Regions from separate parts of the Homo sapiens genome. Here regions 2, 3 and 4 are each linked to region 1. A link is a contact called in ENCODE Hi-C or POLR2A ChIA-PET data. All regions are on one chromosome and are shown on one strand. Each heading gives the region's core, a stretch centred on a gene start or an enhancer-like site at or near the end of the contact. The rest is flanking DNA. Distances are from core to core; before and after follow the strand shown. Region 1 holds the start of SMIM14 (small integral membrane protein 14). Region 2 has its middle 56 kb from the start of LINC02513. Region 3 has its middle 43 kb from the start of RBM47. Region 4 has its middle 27 kb from the start of RBM47.

The links. Hi-C counts contacts between places; a loop is a spot of excess contacts on that map. ChIA-PET counts read pairs that join two places held with the same protein, here RNA polymerase II (POLR2A). Pooled maps may share reads with other maps.
Region 2: a loop to region 1 is called in a pooled map, with 2.9 times the contacts of the local background. The contact joins the enhancer-like site here to the promoter of SMIM14 in region 1. A Hi-C loop is called at or near these places in 3 of 50 pooled maps. POLR2A ChIA-PET finds 5 or more read pairs at or near these places in 2 of 52 experiments (B cell and K562).
Region 3: a loop to region 1 is called in a pooled map, with 2.1 times the contacts of the local background. The contact joins the enhancer-like site here to the promoter of SMIM14 in region 1. A Hi-C loop is called at or near these places in 3 of 50 pooled maps. POLR2A ChIA-PET finds 5 or more read pairs at or near these places in 2 of 52 experiments (BJ and GM12878).
Region 4: a pooled map shows a loop between it and region 1 (2.8-fold over the local background). The contact joins the enhancer-like site here to the promoter of SMIM14 in region 1. A Hi-C loop is called at or near these places in 2 of 37 single-sample maps with no recorded cell type and 3 of 50 pooled maps. POLR2A ChIA-PET finds 5 or more read pairs at or near these places in 3 of 52 experiments (BJ, GM12878 and WTC11).

What each region holds. Positions count from the first base shown.
Region 1 is chr4:39,637,350-39,640,368 of GRCh38, reverse strand. It overlaps SMIM14 (small integral membrane protein 14), which reads left to right and starts at 1,504. Exons shown (of 5, transcript NM_174921.3): 1 at 1,504-1,630. It overlaps SMIM14-DT (SMIM14 divergent transcript), which reads right to left and starts at 1,229. Exons shown (of 6, transcript NR_183845.1): 1 at 1,075-1,229. RefSeq lists an enhancer at 845-1,562.
Region 2 is chr4:38,308,999-38,312,017 of GRCh38, reverse strand. No RefSeq gene overlaps it. Among named protein-coding and RNA genes, the nearest start is that of LINC02513, 56 kb to the left of the region's middle. RefSeq lists enhancers at 1,314-1,473, 1,484-1,613. Within about 2 kb of position 1,442, at least 6 of the 41 ENCODE cell types and tissues checked have a DNase peak (open chromatin) inside an H3K27ac peak, as active enhancers do.
Region 3 is chr4:40,671,435-40,674,453 of GRCh38, reverse strand. No RefSeq gene overlaps it. Among named protein-coding and RNA genes, the nearest start is that of RBM47, 43 kb to the right of the region's middle. RefSeq lists an enhancer at 973-2,172. Within about 2 kb of position 1,398, at least 13 of the 41 ENCODE cell types and tissues checked have a DNase peak (open chromatin) inside an H3K27ac peak, as active enhancers do; they include GM12878, where a contact is called at or near this core.
Region 4 is chr4:40,655,060-40,658,078 of GRCh38, reverse strand. No RefSeq gene overlaps it. Among named protein-coding and RNA genes, the nearest start is that of RBM47, 27 kb to the right of the region's middle. Within about 2 kb of position 1,523, at least 3 of the 41 ENCODE cell types and tissues checked have a DNase peak (open chromatin) inside an H3K27ac peak, as active enhancers do; they include GM12878, where a contact is called at or near this core.

The DNA.
Region 1 (3,019 bases), core at 255-2,754:
TTCAAGTTTTACCAGAAACCTTTAATTTTCTAGAAACCTTTACCTGTGTTCAATATCCACTTTAATTAAAAAGCTCTTGTAAATGATACTTATTTGGGGAAGGTGATTCAGCTTGTCGAGGGGTAATTAACCAAATTGCTGAGGTGGAAGTCTGGGTAAGTGAAAAGGTCATCAAATCTGAGTAAGAAAGCTTGCAGCTTTCACCTCTCCGTCAAGACTGGCAGAGAGGCACTTTCGTAAAATCTTTGTTTGGGATTCACTTTTACTTCGCCACTTGTCCCATTTTAATTAAAGCTTGCCAACTGAAGGACCTAAGAAAACAATATAGTTCTGCATTTTGCCAAATTGGGAAATTTCCAGGGCCCCCAAAATTTAGCGGGGAGACTCAGAGACTAGAATGGGAGAATAGGAAGCACCAACTTGCTCTAAAAGGAAGATTGGGTAAAAGCAGCACTCTTATTCCAGCTCTACAACCAAAGCAACTAAGACTTGGGCTGGCTGGCTGCCTAGCCACAGCATTCCCTCCTACTTCCCCATTATCTCCTGACCAGCAAGTCATCTTTGGTCACATATCTTTAATTATTTAGTTTGAGACAAAGTCTCACTATCACCCAGGCTGGAGTGCAGTGGCGCGATCTCGGCTCACTGCAACCTCCGCCTCCCGGGTTCAAGCGATTCTTCCACCTCAGCCTCCCGAGTAGCTGGGACTACAAGCGGGCACCACCATGCCCGGCTAATTTTTGTGTTTTTAGTGGAGATGGGGTTTCACCATGTCGGCCAGGCTGGTCTCGGACTCCTGACCTCAAGTGATCCGCCCACCTCTGCCTCCTGAAGTGCTGGGATTACAGGCATGAGTCACCAAGCCCGACTACATATTCCTTTTATTAATATTCCTGTTGAACTTAATTTTGGTCGTTTCCGGTGCAAAAATGTTAAGGTAAAGGGAATCAATAACAGCCACATTTGATGTATTTTTGTAATCCCCATCTCCAATTTCCATCCGGGCCTGAGTAACCAAAAACACTTTACAGGGGTAGACTGTCTCAACAGACATCAATTTGTAACCGCGTCTACCTCTACCACGGTATTCTAAAGACTCCGTCGAGGAAAACCTTTAGCTCGGGCAACGGGAGACACATTACAGAACACTGTCCGCCGCCGAAGAAACAGACGATACGCGGGAGAGTTGAACAGACACCCGGCCTCGCCCCGATTGCTTCACAGTCCTCAGCCACGCCCCTCCCAACCGGAACTACATCCCCCGCACTCCGCGCCCCCACGCACAGCGTGTCGTAGGCGTCCGAAGCCGCAGGCTCCCGCCCGGCTTCCCGGGACGCACAGGGCAGGCGCTGGGCATGCGCATGCTCGGCAGGCGGGGCAGCTGGAGTCTCCAGGCGCTGCAATCTGTTGCGCCGCCGCCCGCGGGAGCCGGCAGATCCGGGTCTTGTGGCTAAGAGTGACGTGGTCACTCGAATCAAAACAGAGGAGGGGGAGGAAGCCGGCGGCCAGAAACGGCAGTGGCAGCAGCGTCCGGAGCAGCCGCAGCCTTCTGGAAGCTCCAGGCGGTCTTTCTGCCGAGCCTCGGTCCCGGCCCCCATCCTCCCCGCCCCATCGGTTGTTGTCTGGGCGGGTGAGTGTCTCCCCCTCTCCCACCAGCGTTTGCTGGCTCACCCTCCCCTCGCCCCAGTTTTTCCTGGGGGCTCCTCAGGCTCTCGGGGACTGCGGCGGCTGCGGCAGAACAGGGCTGTTTCTCGGGCTTGGCGTTTCCTCGGCCGGGCTGGCGATTCTGCACCGGGAGAAGCTCCGCTGCTGCCGAGCCCGCGTCCCCCGCGAAGAGCCTGCAATTGGGTATTCTCTGCAGGATGTCAGAGTCGGGGCTTTGCAGGCAAGGGCAAGGTAGCCACGGGTGGTTTTATTTTTAGGATCAGATTGTCGACGGGTGGAGGCGTATCATGGAGTAAAAAGAGAGTCGTAGCTGGAAGGAAAAACTCACAAATCCTGAAATCCACACTATCTTGTTTACCGTCTCCCTCAGCCCTTTCTGGGTACGGTGAAGTCACTAGGATGCGTCCTTTGTTGTGATAAGTGAGACGAGAAAGCTGACACCCTGAAAGCGAGAGCTTTTTAGCTCCTATTGTGTCGCGAATTTAAAGGATCCCCTTTTTCTGTTTGCTCAGTAAGTGGAACCAAGGCTGACAGTAAAGAGGTAGCAGCACCCTTTATTGGAACTAATAGTGTGTGATAAACTGGTTACCGGCTCTACCCGAAGTCCCGTGTTGCTGTTTAAAGGCAGACTTCACCAAAGTGGCTGTTTATATGTGCCAGGATTTTAGCCGAGATGGTTTGCTAGCTGTAGAGAGTCGGTAGGATGTTTTCAGTTGCCCCAGTTGGCAAAACCGAGGCTGTGGCCTTAATAGAATGTGTTACTTTTGCATCGAGAGAGTCGGATGAGCTTCACACACGTAATAGCTACATTTGCAGAAGAGACCTTCCAGTTTGTGTGTGTTATTGTCAGAAACAGCAGCTGTACATATTATAACTTGGAAAGCGTAAGACCTTCCAGGTGTTGGAGTGTTGGGACGCTTAGGAGGCATTCTTGCTGCCCAGCGCTGTGGAGGTTGCAGGAGGCTTTGCATTCCCTTCCACTTAGGGTGGCTGGCCGCGCAGATTCCTTTAGTGTAGCCTGCTCCGAACTTGCCGCTCTCCGCGGCCGTCGACAGCACTGCGACCAGAAAACCAAACCTTTTTGTCCTAACTTTTTTTTTTTTTCCAACGTGGTGTTTAAGAACACCGCTTCACCCCCGAGAACTCATTAATTGAGGTGTTTCAGTGGTTAACAGCAAGAAAGAACAACAGTACGTGATAGTTAATTGCTCCTTATCAAACCCAGGAAGAGTTATGAGTTTAGATTATTTCCTTGAAGGGTATGTCCTTGTGGTATAACATGAACCCCTTAACGAATCTTTTCTCCAGTGTTTGCCGTTGAGATATTTTTTCTTACTACTGTAGTTGGAATCCT
Region 2 (3,019 bases), core at 193-2,692, 1.3 Mb after region 1:
AGAGGAGCAGTGGGAAGGTTCAAACCTTCCTCTGACATACGGCAATATTTTTATTTTAAACAGATGCTGTGGGGAGAAGTCTCCTCAAGCCTGGGTGGGGCTATGCACAGTCTGCTTTTGCCAGAGGACTGGAAGCACTTAACACAGAACTCTGGCACAGAGCATCATTCTTGTTCCCCCTCTCTCCTTTTAAACACTGAGAACCAATTTACCTGAGTGAGTGCCGAAAGGAACATTTCATCCCTTTGCCTTACTCATTTTAATCGGAGGGAATGAGGTGTGTGTTCTTGCTCGCTGGCGGTGCTAGACGCCCGAGGAGATGCATGGAATTCCTCTTGGGTGAATAGGAAATAGAAAAGGAATAGCTAACGAAGGTGGCAACTATTCTGTGCCCTTTAGAAGTAAGTGCTTCCTCCTCCCTTCCTGCTACACTCAGCATGCAAACCCCAGAACCAAGACTGTATAACACAGGTAAATGGAAATATTCCCATCACAAGAGGAAGAAACCCACTCCCTACCCAAAACAAGGGGTAGGAGGCAAAGGTGGCTCAAATGCACAATAACAGTGAGAGCCCACCTTTATGGAATACTTAAAACACACCAAATACTTTATGCACAGTGACTCATTTAGTCCTCAAAACAACCCTGAAAAGTGGAAAGCAGGTGCTTCTATTTCCTGAATCTGCAGATAAGGAGGAATGTGAGATCACACAGATATTATTTTAGTGAAGGCAGAATTCTAATCCAGGCTTTTCTCATTTAGCGTCTGTAGCTTCACCATTAGGCTACAAAATTAGCTAAATTAAGATACTTATTTGGGAGCGGATAGCAATTTAGAAGGGAAATTTTGTTGGGTTTAGGAGTGGCTCAAGTAATACACCTTGGGATTCCTGGCCTTTGAGGACTATCATCTTCCATCTTACCGTAGGTCTCCAAAATCCATTAAGCACATTTCACAGGTGCAGGGACAGAAAGTTTCCACAAGGAATTGACTCTGGAGAAGCAACAGTTAAGCACTCTCTAGCTGTCTTCCTGTCAGATCAAGGCTTCTCACTCAAAGGAATGTCAGGAACCTATGTGGCACACACAGCCTTTGTGTGAATTCGAAAGTAGCACCTCTCCTGGGTAGATGAGTGGCAAAAATCTGCTCTTTCTGGGAGGATCCTTCTGGAAGGGTAATATCCACACTAAGCTTCACTGCTTGGCAGGGGTTGGGCCAGATTTCAGCCCCTTTCATACCCCTGCAGCCAGGTTCAAGAGTGCAGCAGAGCCCTGGTAAGCCAAGCTCCCTTTCCAAGCCAGGACTCTGCACCTGTTAAGCCCAAGTCACTCTTGCTGAGCTGTTACCATCTTTGGTGGTTGTTTCACGTGATTGTGGTCTCCTGTCAGCTCATGAGAGGGCAGAACCCAATTACTAGATTACTCAGAGTGCTGGTTTTCTTTTTCTTTCTTTTTTTTCTTTTTTCACCGCACTCAAGGCTGTGGCAGCCAAAATTTCCCTCCATCTCCCTGGTTTGACTCAACGAAGCTAGGCTGACATTGCTGTACATAGACTGCTAGGAGACTGTGACCATACTACACCATTTTTTCAATAGCGCTGACCAATTTCAATGGCTTGATTTTGTCATCGGATTGTATAAAAGAGCATGAAAAATAATTGGCAGTGGATAAACATTTTTCAGTCCACACTAAAAACGTAAATGTGAATCGATTACAAACCATGGGGAAATAAATTTGGTCAAAACTTAGTCATTTCGCTTTTGGAAATTTGTAGTAAAGAAATAATGCTAAATGTAGAAGAAAAACAAAAACCTCTGTCCACAAAGATAGTCACTACTGCGTTATTTGTATTAATACTAGGGAAAGTTGGAAATTAGCTGTCTTTATGGGAGAGCTTGTAGGTTAGGTAAATTATGGTATTTACCACATAATAGAGTTTTACAGCATTTTTGGAATTTGTGTTTCTGAAATGTTTGTTGGAACATATATAATGTGTATGTTGTTACAAGAAAAAATGTCAGGAAGCAAATAAATGTAAATTATAATCACAACTGTGTCAATAATGCTTAGAAAAATTTAGAAAGAGGACACACTAAAGCAGTCTTATTAAACCTAATGAAAATAACTACTATTTGTTGAGTTTTTGCTGTGTGTGAGGTACTGTGCTCAGTGTTTTTACATACATTAATTCAGTTTATCCTTCTATTAACAACTTGTGGTAAGTACAATTATTATGATTCCCATTTTATAGATGAAGGAATTGTTGCAGAGCTAAGTTAAATAACTTGCCCAAGTCATGTAGCAGAAAATGTAAAAGCTGGAAGATGAATCCAGGAAGCCTCAACAGCCACGCCTCCTAGCTGTTTGTCAGCTAGTTGAAAAATAGAACAAAAGATAATATGGAGAGATATCATTAAAAATATTACATAGAACAGGTTGAGCCTAGAATATGATGGGGTAGTGTTACAAGTACCCAATAACTAAATGGAGGAAGTTCTGTTTACCCAGGTAAAGATAATACAGTTCAAGCATCAATAACTGCAGTAGACTGAAGCACATCAATATTTGTGAAGTTACAGGTTTAAAATTACTCAGGAAAAAAACCCTCATCGGACACGTTTAGAGAAGCTAGGAAATAGCTCATTTCGCTGAAAACTGGTAAATAGAAAATAACCAAGCATTTTTCCTGCTTTTACTGTGCAAAATTTAGGGTAACTAAAGAGTTGATGAGGACAAATTTCCTTTAATGGAAATATTCCACATAACGAACGAAGCAGGAATAGTAGAATAGCATCCCCATAAAATAAAGGATCAGGCAAGAGATATTAACATTACAGAAACAGACATAACCAGACGGTATGTACTCCTGGTGGGATTATCACACCACTGCCTATGACACTGCCTATGACTAATGACAAAAAAATCAAAACCTGAGTCAGATTGTACCTCTATTTATGCCTCCCAATTTATAAGAAATGCAGGAGAGAGACAGAGAAATGGTTTAAATGACATCAAAGGA
Region 3 (3,019 bases), core at 149-2,648, 1.0 Mb before region 1:
TTTTGAGACGGAGTCTCGCTCTGTCACCCAGCCTGGAGTGCAGTGGCGTGATCTCCGCTCACTGCAACTTCCGCCTTCCCAGTTCAAGCTATTCTCTTGCCTCAACCTCCTGAGTAACTGGGATTACAGGCACACGCCACCACGCCTGGCTAATTTTGTATTTTTAGTAGAGACAGGGTTTCTCCATGTTGGTCAGGCTGGTCTTGAACTCCCGACCTCAGGTGATCCGCCTGCCTCGGCCTCCCAAAGTGTTGGGATTATAGGCATGAGCCACAGCCCTGGCACCGGAGTCTGGTCTTATACTTGATTCACTGAGTAGCTCAGTTACTTAGTTGCTCCCTGCATCAAAGAGGCTCTTATAGTAATAGCAGCTATTAGCAGCTGGCAACTATTTTACACACATACATCATCTCTAATTTTCAAAAGAGTTCTGCAAGGAAGGCATTTGTTGTAGGCAGAATGTCTAAAATGGACCCTAAAGATGTCCTTTATCTCTGGAACCTGTGAATATGATGAGATTTCACTCTGATGATTATATTATGTTGTATGGCACAGTTGACCTTAAGAAAGAGTGATTATCTGGGTGAACATGAGCTGCTAAAGCAGAAAGCGGCAGGCATGGTGGCCCATGCCTGTAATCCCAGCACTTTGGGAGGTCAAGGCAAGAGGATCACTTGAGCCCAGGAGTTTAAAATCAGCCTGGGCAACATAGCGAGATCCCCACTCTACAAAATAAATAAGTAGATAAAAAAAAGAATAAAAGCAGAGAGCTTTCTCTGGCTGAGAGCAGAAGTCAGATGTTTTCCAAGTGTCAGAAGGGTTAGGTGTGTAGTTGCTGCTTTGGAATAGAGGGTCACTGTGGAGGAAGGGGGCAGGCTTAAGGAGCTGAGAAATGGCCTCTGCTGACAGCCAGTGAGGAAACAAGGCCTCGGTCCCACAACTGCAGGAACCTACATTCTGCTGACAACAGGGATGAGCTTGGAGGAAGACCCTGAGCTCTAGGTGAGGACACGGACAACCAACATCTTGATTTCAGCGTTTCAAGGCTCTTAGCAGAAAACCTGGTTACGCCATCTGGGGCCTCTGGCCTACAGCACTGTGAAATGATGAGTGGGAGTAGCTCTTACCCTCTAGATCTGTGCTAATTTATTACACAGCAGTAGAAAACTAATAAAGCATTCATACCCTCCTCCTGCAGAGGAGGAAACTGAGGTTCAAGGAAGTTTAGTAAATGTGGTGAAAACTATCTTGAGAATGTGGTTAGGGCAGGATTTGATGCAGGCAGACAGACCTACCCACGTCACCATTCAGTAATGTGTTAACCAACCAAGATCCACAGGATGCAAAAGGAATAAAGCTCTTGATAGAGGGAAGGATGACTCAGCTTTCTACTCAGTTTTAGAATGACTCGGATTCTTATTTACTATTGGCTGAACAATGGCTTGGGTTTCTGCAAGGATCTTGATCTGTGGGAGTGGCTCCCACGTATCTGCTCTGTTGAGATGTATTAGCTTGTCTCCTTTTTTCGCTACAAGCATTAGATGACTGATTTCCAAACGAGTGAAGCTGAATGGATTTAGCCAGATTAACATTCTAACAGCAAGAAACAGGGGAAGAAAAGGCAAATCCTGGGGCGCTTTGTTAACACACGGAATCACTCACACAAACATACTCAGGAAAAGCCTTCTCTCCGAGGCCTAGCTTTGTAGATATTCAGCTTCCTGAAGACACGCCAGTTTTAAAAGGAGGAGTTCCAAAGAGCACTTACCATCAGGACCTGGCCCCAGCTCTTCATGTGACCTTTCCTTCCTCTTTCCGGCTCACTCCACTCCAGCCGCAGGACCTCTGGACCCTCCCTTGAGTTATGCTAAACTCCTGCCTGCCTTGGGCCACTGTGCCTCTGTTCTCTTTGGCGTGGAATATTCTTTCTCTAGTTCATGTCGTTAATTCACTCAGATCTCTGCTCAAGTGGCATCTGACTGGAGTGTCTTTCCCTGACCAACTTATTTAAAGCAGCGCTGTTCCCTGCCCGTCACTGTCTCCTTATCCTGCTTTATTCTTTTTTTTTTTTTTTTTTTGAAGAGGGGGTCTTGCCCTGTCTCCCGGGCTGGGGTGCAGTGGCACGATCTCGGCTCACTGCAACCTTCACCTCCCAGGTTCGAGCGATTCTCGCGTCTCAGCCTCCCAAGTTGCTGGGACTACAGGTACGTGCCACCATGCCTGGCTAATTTTTGTATTTTTAGTAGAGATAGGGTTTCACCATGTTGGCCAGGCTGGTCTCGAACTCGTGACCTCAGGTGATTCACCCACCTTGGCCTCCCAAAGTGCTGAGATTACAGGCGTGAGCCACCGCGCCGGCCCCTGCTTTATTCTTCTTCATAGCACTTTGGCTACCTGATATGCCTCAGATGTACAAATATGTTTATTTGTTTGTCATTGCCTTTCTCCCGCATGAGGTTTTGTTTTATTCATTGCTGTATTCCCAGTATCCACAATAATTTACAGCACATAGTAGGGAATCAAATATTTGTTGAATGAATTAATGAATCAAGAACAAAAGCACTGCATCTGTTAAATGATTTGGCATTCCTGAGCTATTTCTGCACCTAATCTCTCTCTCTCTCTCAGGGGTATTTGCTAATGGGTCTAATATGGGAAAGATACTTAATTCCATGGTTGTACAAAATCTAGAATACAGAAGATTAAAACCTGGAGACAAGGCCGGGTGCAGTGGCTCAAGCCTGTAATCCCAGCACTTTGGGAGACTGAGGTGGGCAGATCATCTGAGGTCGGGAGTTCAAGATCAGCCTGACCAACATGGAGAAACTCCATCTCTACTAAAAATACAAAATTAGCCAGGCATTGTGGCACACGCCTGTAATCTCAGCTACTTGTGAGGCTGAGGCAGGAAAATCGCTTGAACCTGAGAGGCGGAGGTTGGAGTGAGCCAAGACTGCACCATTGTACTCCAGCCTGGGCCACAAGAGCGAAACTCCGTCTCAAAAAAAACCAAAAAAAC
Region 4 (3,019 bases), core at 274-2,773, 1.0 Mb before region 1:
ACTGCAACCTCCACTTCCTGGGTTCAAGCGATTCTTTTGCCTCGCCCTCCTGAGTAGCTGGGATTATAGGTGCCCGCTACCATGCCTGGCCAATTTTTTATATTTTTAATAGAGATGGGGTTTCACCATGTTGGCCAGGTTGGTCTCGAACTCCTGACCTCTGGTGATCTGCCCGCCTCAGCCTCCCAAAGTGCTGGGATTACAGGCGTGAGCCACTGCATCTGGATAGAAATATTATTTTCTATGTCCACAATTTAAGCACTCTATACATAACAACTCATGAATCTTTACAGATATTCTCCCATATAGCTTGGTGCATACGAATGTGATATTGAAGTCTGTATGTGTCAAAGTAAAAATTATTGTGGGAAGCCTGAGCACGGTGGCTCATGCCTCTAATCCCAACACTTTGGGAGGCCAAGGTGGGTGGATTACTCGAGGCCTGGAGTTCAAGACCAGCCTGGCCAACATGGTGAAACCCAGTCTCTACTAAAAATACAAAAATTACCAGCCTGGCCAACATGGCGAAACCCCATCTCTACTAAAAACGCAAAAATTATCACCCTGGCCAACATGGTGAAACCCCATCTCTACTAAAAATACAAAAATTACCAGCCTGACCAACATTGTGAAACCCCGTCTCTACTAAAAATACAAAAATTAGCCAGACATGGTGGCAGGCGCCTGTAATCCCAGTTACTCGGGAGGCTGAAACAGGAGAATTGCTTGAACCCTGGGAGGTGGAGGCTGCAGTAAGCCGAGATTGCACTAGTGTACTCCAGTCTGGGTGACAGAGTGAGACTCTGCCTAAAAAAAAAAAAAGATTGTGGGAGCACTAAAGGTGGAAGGATGGGGAAGGCAGCAGCACTGTGAAGAGAAAACTGTTATGGAAAGCGGGAGATTCATGTTTTGCTTGAGCCACTGATGAGTTCTCTGGCCTTCAGAGTAGTTCTCTGAGACTTTGTTTTCCTCACCTGTGAAATGGAAGCATTTGGCCAGATAAGTTCTAAAGTCCCTAACATGTTTGAAAAGTGCTAGGACTTTTTTTTTTTTTTTTTTTTAAGACAGGGTCTCGCTCTGTCACCCAGGCTGGAGTGCAGTGGCACAATCACAGCTCACTGAAGCCTCGAACTTCCTGTGCTCAGATGATTCTCCCACCTGAGCCTCCGGAGTAGCTGGGAAAATAGGCACACGCTATCATGCCCGGCTAATTTTCAATGTTTTCGTAGAGATGGGGTTTCACCATGTTGCCGGAGCCATTCTTGACTGAACTCCTGAGCTCAAGCGACCCACCAGCCTCGGCCTCCCAAAATGCTGGCATTACAGGCGTGAGCCACCATGCCCAGCCTGAAAAGTGCCATGACTTTTTAAGGGAATTTAAGAGATTAACGTAATTAGCAGGGCAGGAGGAGGGCTCCCCAGATGAGTATTGATACCTCAGTGGGACCAAGACTCCCACACTGACTGTGCCACCTGTTTGAGTGGTCTGATTACCCACATCCTCTTTTGAAGGAGCTATGCCCCATCCCTTTGCACGGAGACTCAGTTTCAAGTTAACGTGATCCAGTTCTAAAAGGCCAAAGAGATTCTTTGCTGGCCTTGATACTCATAGGAACATTTTGCCACCTATTTTATTCTGATCACAACCCAGAATTCCTGCACTGATAGATTACTGAGTCTTTTGATTTATTTTTTTGCAGAAGTAAAATCTGGCAGCTAGTAATCTGGTTATTTTCTGATCCTTGTGGCCAGATGGCACTTTCGATGTTAAAACTGTTCAGAGAAAGAGGTTTCACAATGTTCTATACCTTCTCTGCACTGTTTCTCACATATCCACATTTTTGATGATGCAAACTTTTTTCTGAGCCCAGAAACTTAGACATTCAATGATGAAAACTGATGCCGGAAGCTCCCAATGTCTGGTTAGCCAGGGATCATCCTCCAAACCCTGTTTGATTAGACATTCGATACAATGATTTATAGTTCCTGTTTAGATATTCACTTTGATGATGAGCATTTAAAACTTTTTCCATTACAGTTGTTATTACTGCATGATAACCATTATTGTTGCATTAATAATGAATATCGTATAGAACACTTGCATATTGTCATTTGCAGAGTATCCTTTTATATTTGCCTTTTTTGGGCCGAGCACACTGACTCATGTCTGTAATCCCTGCACTTTGTGATGCCAAAGTGTGAGGATCTCTTGAGGCCAGGAGTTAGAGGCCAGCCTGGGCAACAGTGAGAACCCATCTTTATCTATAAAAAAAATTACCGGCCAGGCCCAAATAAAGCAAATTTAAAAAGATACTCTGCGAATGACAATATACAAGTGTTCTATACAATATTCATTATTAATGCAACAATAATGGTTATCATGCAGTGGCTCAGGCCTGTAATCCCAGCACATTGGAGGCTGAGGCGGGCAGATAGAGGTCTGGAGCTCAAGACCAGCCTGGATGATATGGCAAAACCCTGTCTCTACCAAAAATACAAAAAATTAGCTGGGTGTGGTGGCACGCACCTATGGTCCCAGTTACTTGGGAGGGTAAGATAGGAGAATCCCTTGAACCCAGGGAGCAGAGGTTGCAGTGAGCTGAGATCGCACCACTGCACTCCAGCCTGGGCGACAGACAGACGGGGAGACCTTGTCTCAAAAAAAAAAAAAAAAAATTCTACCCAAGCCTTTCCACTGTTTTTTTTTTTTTTTTTTTTTTTTTTGAGATGGAGTTTTGCTCTTGTTGTCCAGGTTGGAGTGCAATGGCGTGATCTTGGCTCACTGCAACCTCTGCCTCCCGGGTTCAAGCAATTCTCCTGCCTCAGCCTCCCGAGTAGCTGGGATTACAGACATGTGCCACCATGTCTGGCTAATTTTATATTTTTAGTAGAGATGGGGCTTCTTCCTGTTGGTCAGGCTGGTCTTGAACTCCTGACCTCAAGTGATCCGCCTGCCTCAGCCTCCCAAAGTGCTAGGATTACAAGGGTGAGCTACCGTGTCCAGCCTCCACTGTTCTTT